Regions from separate parts of the Homo sapiens genome. Here all the other regions are linked to region 1. Evidence: chromatin loops called from intact Hi-C (ENCODE). Cell type or tissue: heart right ventricle. All regions are shown on one strand. Region 1 has its middle 25 kb from the start of MKLN1-AS. Region 2 overlaps LINC-PINT (long intergenic non-protein coding RNA, p53 induced transcript). Region 3 has its middle 77 kb from the start of LINC-PINT.

Region 1 (2,500 bases):
GTCTCACTCTGTTGCCAAGACTGGAGTACAGCAGTGGCATGATCATAACTCACTGCAACCTTGAATTCCTAGGCTCAGGTGATCCTATCTCTTCAGCCTCCTGAGTAGCTAGGACTACAGGCATGGGCCACTTCCTCCAGCTAATTTATTTTTTTGTAGAGTCAGGGTCTTCCTATGTTGCCCAGGCTGGTCTCAAACTCCTGGCCTCAAGAGATCCTCCCGCCTCAGCCTTCCAAAGTGCTAGGATTACTGGCATGAGTCACTGTGCCTGGTCTTCCTAATGTACTTCAGGGGACATTTTTGAGGCCTATACCTATATTGTACACATACAGCACATAGTAGGCACTCAAGAAATATTTTTTAAATTGAATCTCCTAGTTCCTCCTGAATTTCTTCTCACTAGTGTATTATTATGTTTAAATAAATAAAAGGAGTTTGCTTAGGGATCATCTATAAATCAGAAGACTAGAAAGAATTAAAGGCATGGGGCTGTTGGCCAGTTTTTTTGGTCCGTAAATATAGAAAATCACAATGGGGATATAAGAGTGAACTTGCCTCAAAATAATTCACATTGAACACTTCTCATATGAGGAAGTTACATGCATTATCTCAATTAATTTTCATAACAGCCCCACAAGTAAACTGAGACTCTTAGAGGTTGAGACTCACCAAATTCATGCATCCTTTATATCATACAATTCTCAAGTGCGTGCATTCCTAACATCACCCCAGGATTCAGAAGTCCAAGAGATGGAATCTCTGATACTTTCCTAAAACAAATGGTTCTGCCTCAATCTTATTTCTGCTCTCTCATGGTTCCGGTATTAACTCATTACAACTTTGTCATTGTTTGAGATTATTTCTTCAAGCATAACCTTGCCAAAACGAACAAACAAAAAGCAAAGAATACCAGGGTTCTGTTTGTTGAGTAAGGGGATATCCCTTTTATTTTCCAGGAGAAAGTAATTTCAGTCCTGCCCCAATGGGCCCTTTGCCCAAGACACAGGTGAACACTGAGGCTGGCTTCAGGTATGAAGCTAAGGTCTGTCTTCTCCCAGGAGGTGGCAGCAACAGCAGCTGCAGCCTCCGCCTGCTGCAGAAATCAGACAGAATTCATCCGTTTTCCTATTGGCATCCAAACCAAGAAACTCCTGGTTCCAAAGACCACTTCATCCCTTCCTTGGTTTGCAGAGCTTAGTTGGAGCTGGGGCATTGGGAGTTCAGGAGCTGGCAATAATTCCTCTTTATAAGTGCTTAGTTTTTTTTGTAAACACTTTGGTCTGGGCTGTGACCTTGAAACATGTATGAAGGAGGTTCAGGAAGTCTCTGGCCAGGGAAAAAGAGCTTCAGAAAGAAACAGTAGCTGAAACACATCCACACAAGCATAAATCTAGAGACCCCAGCGCACAGTTTGGTACCACACAAACGATACAGATTGTAGACCTGGCCTCTCAGCGACCAGCCAGCTGACCTTCTCATTGAACCTGTCAAACCATAATTTCCTCATCCACCCAGTGTGGACTAGGTCATCTTGAAGCACCTGCTAATTCTTAAATTATAAGTTACTGCACTTTTATTTTCTGGACTAATGGTTGGCCTTCACCCTTTCAGAATTTTAAAAAATCTCAGACACAACAAAGCACTACTGGTTCCAAGTTAATCCCGGTTGAGCACATATCCTGGTTTGGCAAACACTGCCAGCTGCATAGAAGGCGGGCAGGAATCCCAGGAAATGTCTGAACACCACTCAGCTATGGATGAACTGTCAACTGCTGGGGGTTGCTTTGCAAATTACCACATCTAAACGAAGCTGACAAAATGATATTTCAGAAAAGCAATTAACACTGATGCCTAGTGTATTTGGAACCAAACAGCCTTTTGGGAAGAGTGAAATTGGCTCAGAAAAAGAGTACCCCAGCGCTCCAGGTAGAAATGTTAAGTCAAGATCTTCCACACTTTTCTCCCATCACCACAAGTCAGATCGTCAGCCTGGTCTTTGTGAAGGAGACGGAAGTAGTTCCTTTCATTTTCCCCCTGCTTCCACTTGGATTGGTTAAACTTTCATCCATTTATTTAGTGAACATCTATAGGTCACCTCCCATGAGTCAGGGGCTGGGCGTACACCTGGTTATTGAGGAGCTCACAATGGAGTAGTCAGATGCTAAATGAATTAATATACATGGAGCATTCAGAAAGGGTTGGAATGTAAAATATAATAGAGGCGATAGAAATAGTATTATCTCCATAAGGCCACAGGCCAAATACCACACTTCCTAATGAACGCTATCCCTGTAGCACAATCATCTAGAAAGAATCCCATCCTCCTACAGGTATTGGCCCCTGTGGCATTGTCAATTAAACTTTTCCTATTTCACATGAAAGTTGTCATATCAGAATCCCTTCCCAGATTGGGAGTTTTGGTTCCGGAAGGCCACTCTAAATGGAAATATTGCACATGTTACCTGGCATCAAAGGATGGGGCTGGTGGGATAGCTTCTAT
Region 2 (2,500 bases), 230 kb after region 1:
CTAAGCAACTCTGGGTTCTAGTCTCTACTTGGCCACTTTTAAACTAGTGTTAATTTAACTCTAAAGTTGTACATGCACACAACCCGCATATTCCAAGAGCTTGTTAGGTACAAGGCTTGTTACAAAGACCAGCAGTCTCCCCGCTGTCACTCCTGCCCCATCCCTTGCTCTCTGAGCTCAACTCTTAGAGCGGATTGTTCTGCTTGTTTACCTCCAGCTCTCTAAACAGGCATTGCTCTATCCTCTTCTTACTTTTTCAGTGTTAGGCATTACCTTTGACCTCTCATGATAAAGGAGAATTTATCTTTTTTTTTTTTTTTTTTTTTTTTGAGATGGAGTCTTGCTCTGTACCCCAGGCTGGAGTGCAGTGGCGCCATCTCGGCTCACTGCAAGCTCCGCCTTCCAGGTTCATGCCATTCTCCTACGTCAGCCTCCCGAGTAGCTGAGATTACAGGTGCCCGCCACCGCGCCGGCTAATTTTTTTTGTATTTTTAGTAGAGACGGGGTTTCACCGTGTTAGCCAGGACGGTCTCGATCCCCTGACCTCGTGATCTGCCCGCCTCGGCCTCCCAAAGTGCTGGGATTACAGGCGTGAGGCACCGCCCCGGCCAGGAGAATTTATCTTATGCACCCCCACCCCATGTGCATAGCCCTTTTCTTTTCATTATAATTACATTTTGAATAATTCAGCATTTACATTGTTAGGACTTTGAAAACATTATTCCCAGCTGAGTTATATAATCTATGGTTGCCTTTTCTTTCCAGCACAACTTTTTGTTTTCCCTGGTGTTAATAATTCTTTTCTTTTCTTTTTTTTTTTTTTTTTTTTTTTGGAGGAGGGCTTTGTTTGTTTGCTTAGATTTTATGTACTTTTCCCGTGTTCATCCCTAAACTCTTCCCCCGGTGTAATCTACTTGTGTCGAAAGTGTTAGGGTGCTCTGAAACAGCGTTGTCAGCCTGCAGGCAGCCATCCTCTCTGGCTGTGTTGTCTTTTCTCGAGTTAGCTGGAACTCTCTGCTGCCTCCCAGAGGGACGGTGAGACTTAGAGTCTGGCTGAACGTGAAGCCCTATTTGTTTGTGACTAAGACTGCTTGTCAGCAAGAACTGTCAAGAATGAGTCTTCTGACAGGCAGAAGCACTAATTAGCTTTTACCGTGACCAGTCATGAAGAAGCAGAGTAGGTAAGTAAAGGTGCCAGGGGTGAAATGAAGACCACATGGTATATAAGATATGTGCAAACAATAGTTAAAACAGAAAGAATTGTTTTTCTTTCTTTCTTTTTTTAAAAATACCTTTTTAAAAATAATGGAGATGGGTGGGGGGGGGGGTTGGGAGGAGGGTCTTGCTATGTTCCCCACGCTGGTCTCGAACTCCTAGCCCCAAGCGATCCTCTCACTTCAGCCTCCCAAAGTGCTGCGATTATAGGCATGAGCCACTGCACCCAGCTGAGAAGGAATCTGTGAATTGCTTCTCATTGATTGTTACAGGAAATGATGTTGGAGACATGAATGATCTAATTAATGACTCTTAGCTTTGTATATATTTTGTTTACCTCAATCATAGATTTGGTCTGGTTGTGAATCATGTCTAAGATGTTACTTTTGGGGTCGTCATTATTACATACATGGGAGAAAAACTAGAGGGCAGAAGGAGTCTCTACTATTTTCATTAATAGAACAATTTGCTACAGAACTGTTTTAAGTATTAAATACACAAAAGCTGCCATTCTAGATAGCTAGCAGTAGGAGGCCACAGAGATCATGATTCTGGTGGAATCAGATTGAGTCCTGCAGATTTCCTATTGGAATTGGAAAAGAAACCAAGGGTAAGTAGTCTAGTTGAAATGCTGTAAACCCTTCTTAAAATTCAGGATCAGATAAACTAGATTAAAAATGCCATCCTGTTTTTCATAATGCAGTAACAAATGAATCTAAAATGTGCAACACCACTTTCTTATATGCTTGTGACATTCTTAGTAAATAAAACAAGCAGAGTAGGTATACTGATGTATAACCACCACTTTTTTCCATTGCACTTCTGATTTTTAGTTCTTGAGTCCCCAGTCCAGGCCCTGATTACTTTATGTCCAGATGACTTTCATAGCCTTCTAATGACGCTTTATATCTTGTACTCCTCCACTTCATTCTATGTATTGAAAGCAAGAGTTTTCATCAGAAATGGTTTCGTCACACGTGTCCTATGATAAGCAACCTTTAGTAGTCTCCTGTCAAATAGTATTTCAAGTCCAAGCCTCTCCATTCATTCATTCACTCATTCATTCTAGACATACATATCGGGTGCCTTTACCTGGGCTAAACCTTGGCTCTCAAGACAGACACTCGGGTATGCCCCCAAGAGCTTTATATTTGCATGTGCATTTTCTCAGTGTTCTGCAGTCTCTGTTACGGCTGAGTAAACTTACCTTGTCTCCCCTAAATTTTTACCTTTGTGCCTTTAAACATAAAGCAGCGTCTGTCATTTTATAATTCTCTTCTTTCAG
Region 3 (2,500 bases), 120 kb after region 1:
TAAATATTTAGGTGGTTGTTATTTATCAGATTAGAAGAGAAGAATCTAGAGTGAGGACTGGCAAACACTCACTTTCTTTTTCTTTTTTTTGAGACAGAGTCTCACTCTGTCACCCAGGCTGGGGTACAGTGGCACAATCTCAGCTCACTGCAACCTCCACCTCCTGGGTTCAAGCAATTTTCCTGCCTCAGCCTCCCAAGTAGCTGGGACTACAGGCATGCGCCACCATGCCTGGCTAGTTTTTTTGTGTGTACCTTTAGTAGAGACGGGGTTTCGCCATGTCAGTCAGAGTGGCCTCAAACTCCTGGACTCTGGTCTCGAAATCCTGGACTCAAGTGATCCTTCCATCTCAGCGTCCCAAAGTGCTGAGGTTACAGGCATGAGTCACCGCACCTGGCCTAGGATTGGCAAACACTTTCTGTAAAGGGCCAGCCAGTAAATATTTTAAGCTTTGCAGGCTGTATAGTCTCTGTCATAACTACCTAACTCTGCTGTTATAGCACTAAAGCAGCCATAGACAACCTGTATACAAATGAGCATGGCTGTATTCCAGTAAAACTTAATTACAGAAACAGGCGGTGGATCAGATTTGGCCCTCAGGCCATAGTTTGCTGACCTCTGCTCTAGAGCAATACGTTACTATGCAAAAACATCTTCACCTACACTACAGTCTCCTCAACTTTATTGTAATTTATCTCAGTTGTTTTGGAAAAAAAAAAAAAGACAAATGAAGTGAATTTACTTCCTCTAGCAGAGGACAAGAAGAGGCTGACTGTGCGGTAGGAAAGTATATAGCATTTGTACCAGAGCAAGTATGACACTGAACAAATCCTCTGGCCACTTCGTCCATGACTGCTTATTTAGTTCAATGCTGAAGGCCAGAATAACACAAGCAATGTCTCATTTGTTTTGTTTCATCCCACAGCTTCTAATCTCAAACACTCATTTAACAAATGCATGCTGGATGTCACAATAAGGATGGCGCTCCAGTCCTTCTTGCCTACTCGGAGTTCCCTGAATGTATTGTGCTATTTCACGCCTCTCTAACTCTGCACACAATGTTCCTTCTGCCTGGAACACACTTAGCCCTCTTCTCTTACTGGCTAACGCCTACACGCTGATCAAAACTAAGCTCAATGATACTGCCTCTTGGAAGACTTCCCTGAGTGCACTTCTACCTCCTCACCCTCAACCTTCAGCCCGCACACTCAATCTCAGCATTTATTCTACTAAACTCATAATTAAGATAGCTAATGCTTATATGGTACCAGACACTTACTATGGGCCAGGCACAGTTACATCCTGTCATTTCATTGAAGTTATTGGTATGCTTGCCTGTTTCCACAAGACAATCATACGTTCAGAAACATTTATTGAGTACTTTGCAACTGGCGTGCTAGGCAAAGTAAATAAAACAGTGACAGTAAAGTAATAAAACAGACCGTAAGCCCACTGAGGGAACCTACTGCATGTTATTTGTTTTTACCTCTCAACACCTAGCAGCGTCCAGAGCAGAGGTTTTGTTTTAATTTTTTTTTTTGACACAGGATCTAACTATCTCCCAGCCCAGAGGGCAGTGGCACGATCATGGTTCTCTGCAGCCGTGATCTCCTGGTCTCAAGCAATCCTCCCACGTTGGCCTCCTGAGCAGCTGGGGCTACAGGCGTGTGCTACCATGCCCAGCTCATTTTTAAAATTATTTTGTATAGAGACAGTATCTTGCTATGTTGCCCAGGCTGGTCTTGAACTCCTGGCCTCAAGCAATCTTCCCACTTCGGCCTCCCAAAGTGCTGGGATTACTGGCGTGAGCCACCCATACCTGGTCAGAACAGAGGCTGTTTGTTTGTTTGTTTTTGAGACGGAGTCTTATTCTGTCACCCAGGCTGGAGTGCAATGACATGATTTCGGCTCATTGCAACCTCCACCTTCCGGGTGCAAGGAATTCTCCTGTCTCAGTCTCCTGATAGCTGGGATTACAGGCGCGTGCCACTATGCCCAGCTAATTTTTGTTTTTTTTAGTGAAGACGGGGTTTCACCATGTTGGCCAGGATGGTCTCAATCTCTTGACCTCATGATCTGCCCACCTCAGCCTCCCAAAGTGCTGGGATTACAGGCCTGCACCACCACCCCCGGCCCACAGATGTTTTAAATTAATATTAGAAGAACAAATGAAAATACCACTTACATGGTACAAAATACGTGCTAGGCCATGTTCTAAGCTCTTTACATCTCTAAGCCTCAAAACAACTTTATGGGGTAGCTGGTATAATTATCACCATTTCACACACGGGAATTGAAGGCATGGAGAATTTTTAGGTAATTTTCCCAAGGTCATACGGCTAGTATGTGACAGAGCTGGTTCCAGAATCTATGTTCACAACCCCTGGATGAAATGAAAGCTTGAGTGACTCAGCATAAATCCATTTCTACTCCTGGGAAAGTAATTTTTTTATTTTTTATTTTTTTTTGAGATGGAATCTTGCTCTGTCGCCCAGGCTGG

Evidence for each region. Peaks named below come from ENCODE experiments on the same cell type or tissue, not always from the same donor. Only the 100,000 strongest peaks of a DNase experiment are listed, where the experiment ranks them.
Region 2: it touches region 1 in a loop (3-fold over the local background); 42 of 110 quality-filtered maps call a loop at or near these places.
Region 3: it touches region 1 in a loop (2.9-fold over the local background); 12 of 110 quality-filtered maps call a loop at or near these places.

What each region holds. Positions count from the first base shown.
Region 1 is chr7:131,301,866-131,304,365 of GRCh38, reverse strand. It overlaps a transcript of MKLN1 not described here. Among named protein-coding and RNA genes, the nearest start is that of MKLN1-AS, 25 kb to the left of the region's middle. In heart right ventricle, a CTCF peak has its summit at 1,051 (motif pointing right); a DNase peak (open chromatin) is centred at 1,064; H3K27ac peaks cover 1,514 bases.
Region 2 is chr7:131,067,931-131,070,430 of GRCh38, reverse strand. All of the region lies in intron 2 of LINC-PINT (long intergenic non-protein coding RNA, p53 induced transcript), which reads left to right. Among named protein-coding and RNA genes, the nearest start is that of LINC-PINT, 41 kb to the left of the region's middle. RefSeq lists a cis regulatory region at 378 and an enhancer at 306-450. In heart right ventricle, CTCF peaks have their summits at 1,024 and 1,766; a DNase peak (open chromatin) is centred at 1,000; H3K27ac peaks cover 1,674 bases.
Region 3 is chr7:131,185,546-131,188,045 of GRCh38, reverse strand. It overlaps a transcript of MKLN1 not described here. Among named protein-coding and RNA genes, the nearest start is that of LINC-PINT, 77 kb to the right of the region's middle. In heart right ventricle, no CTCF peak of the experiment used is centred here; a DNase peak (open chromatin) is centred at 1,037; H3K27ac peaks cover 698 bases.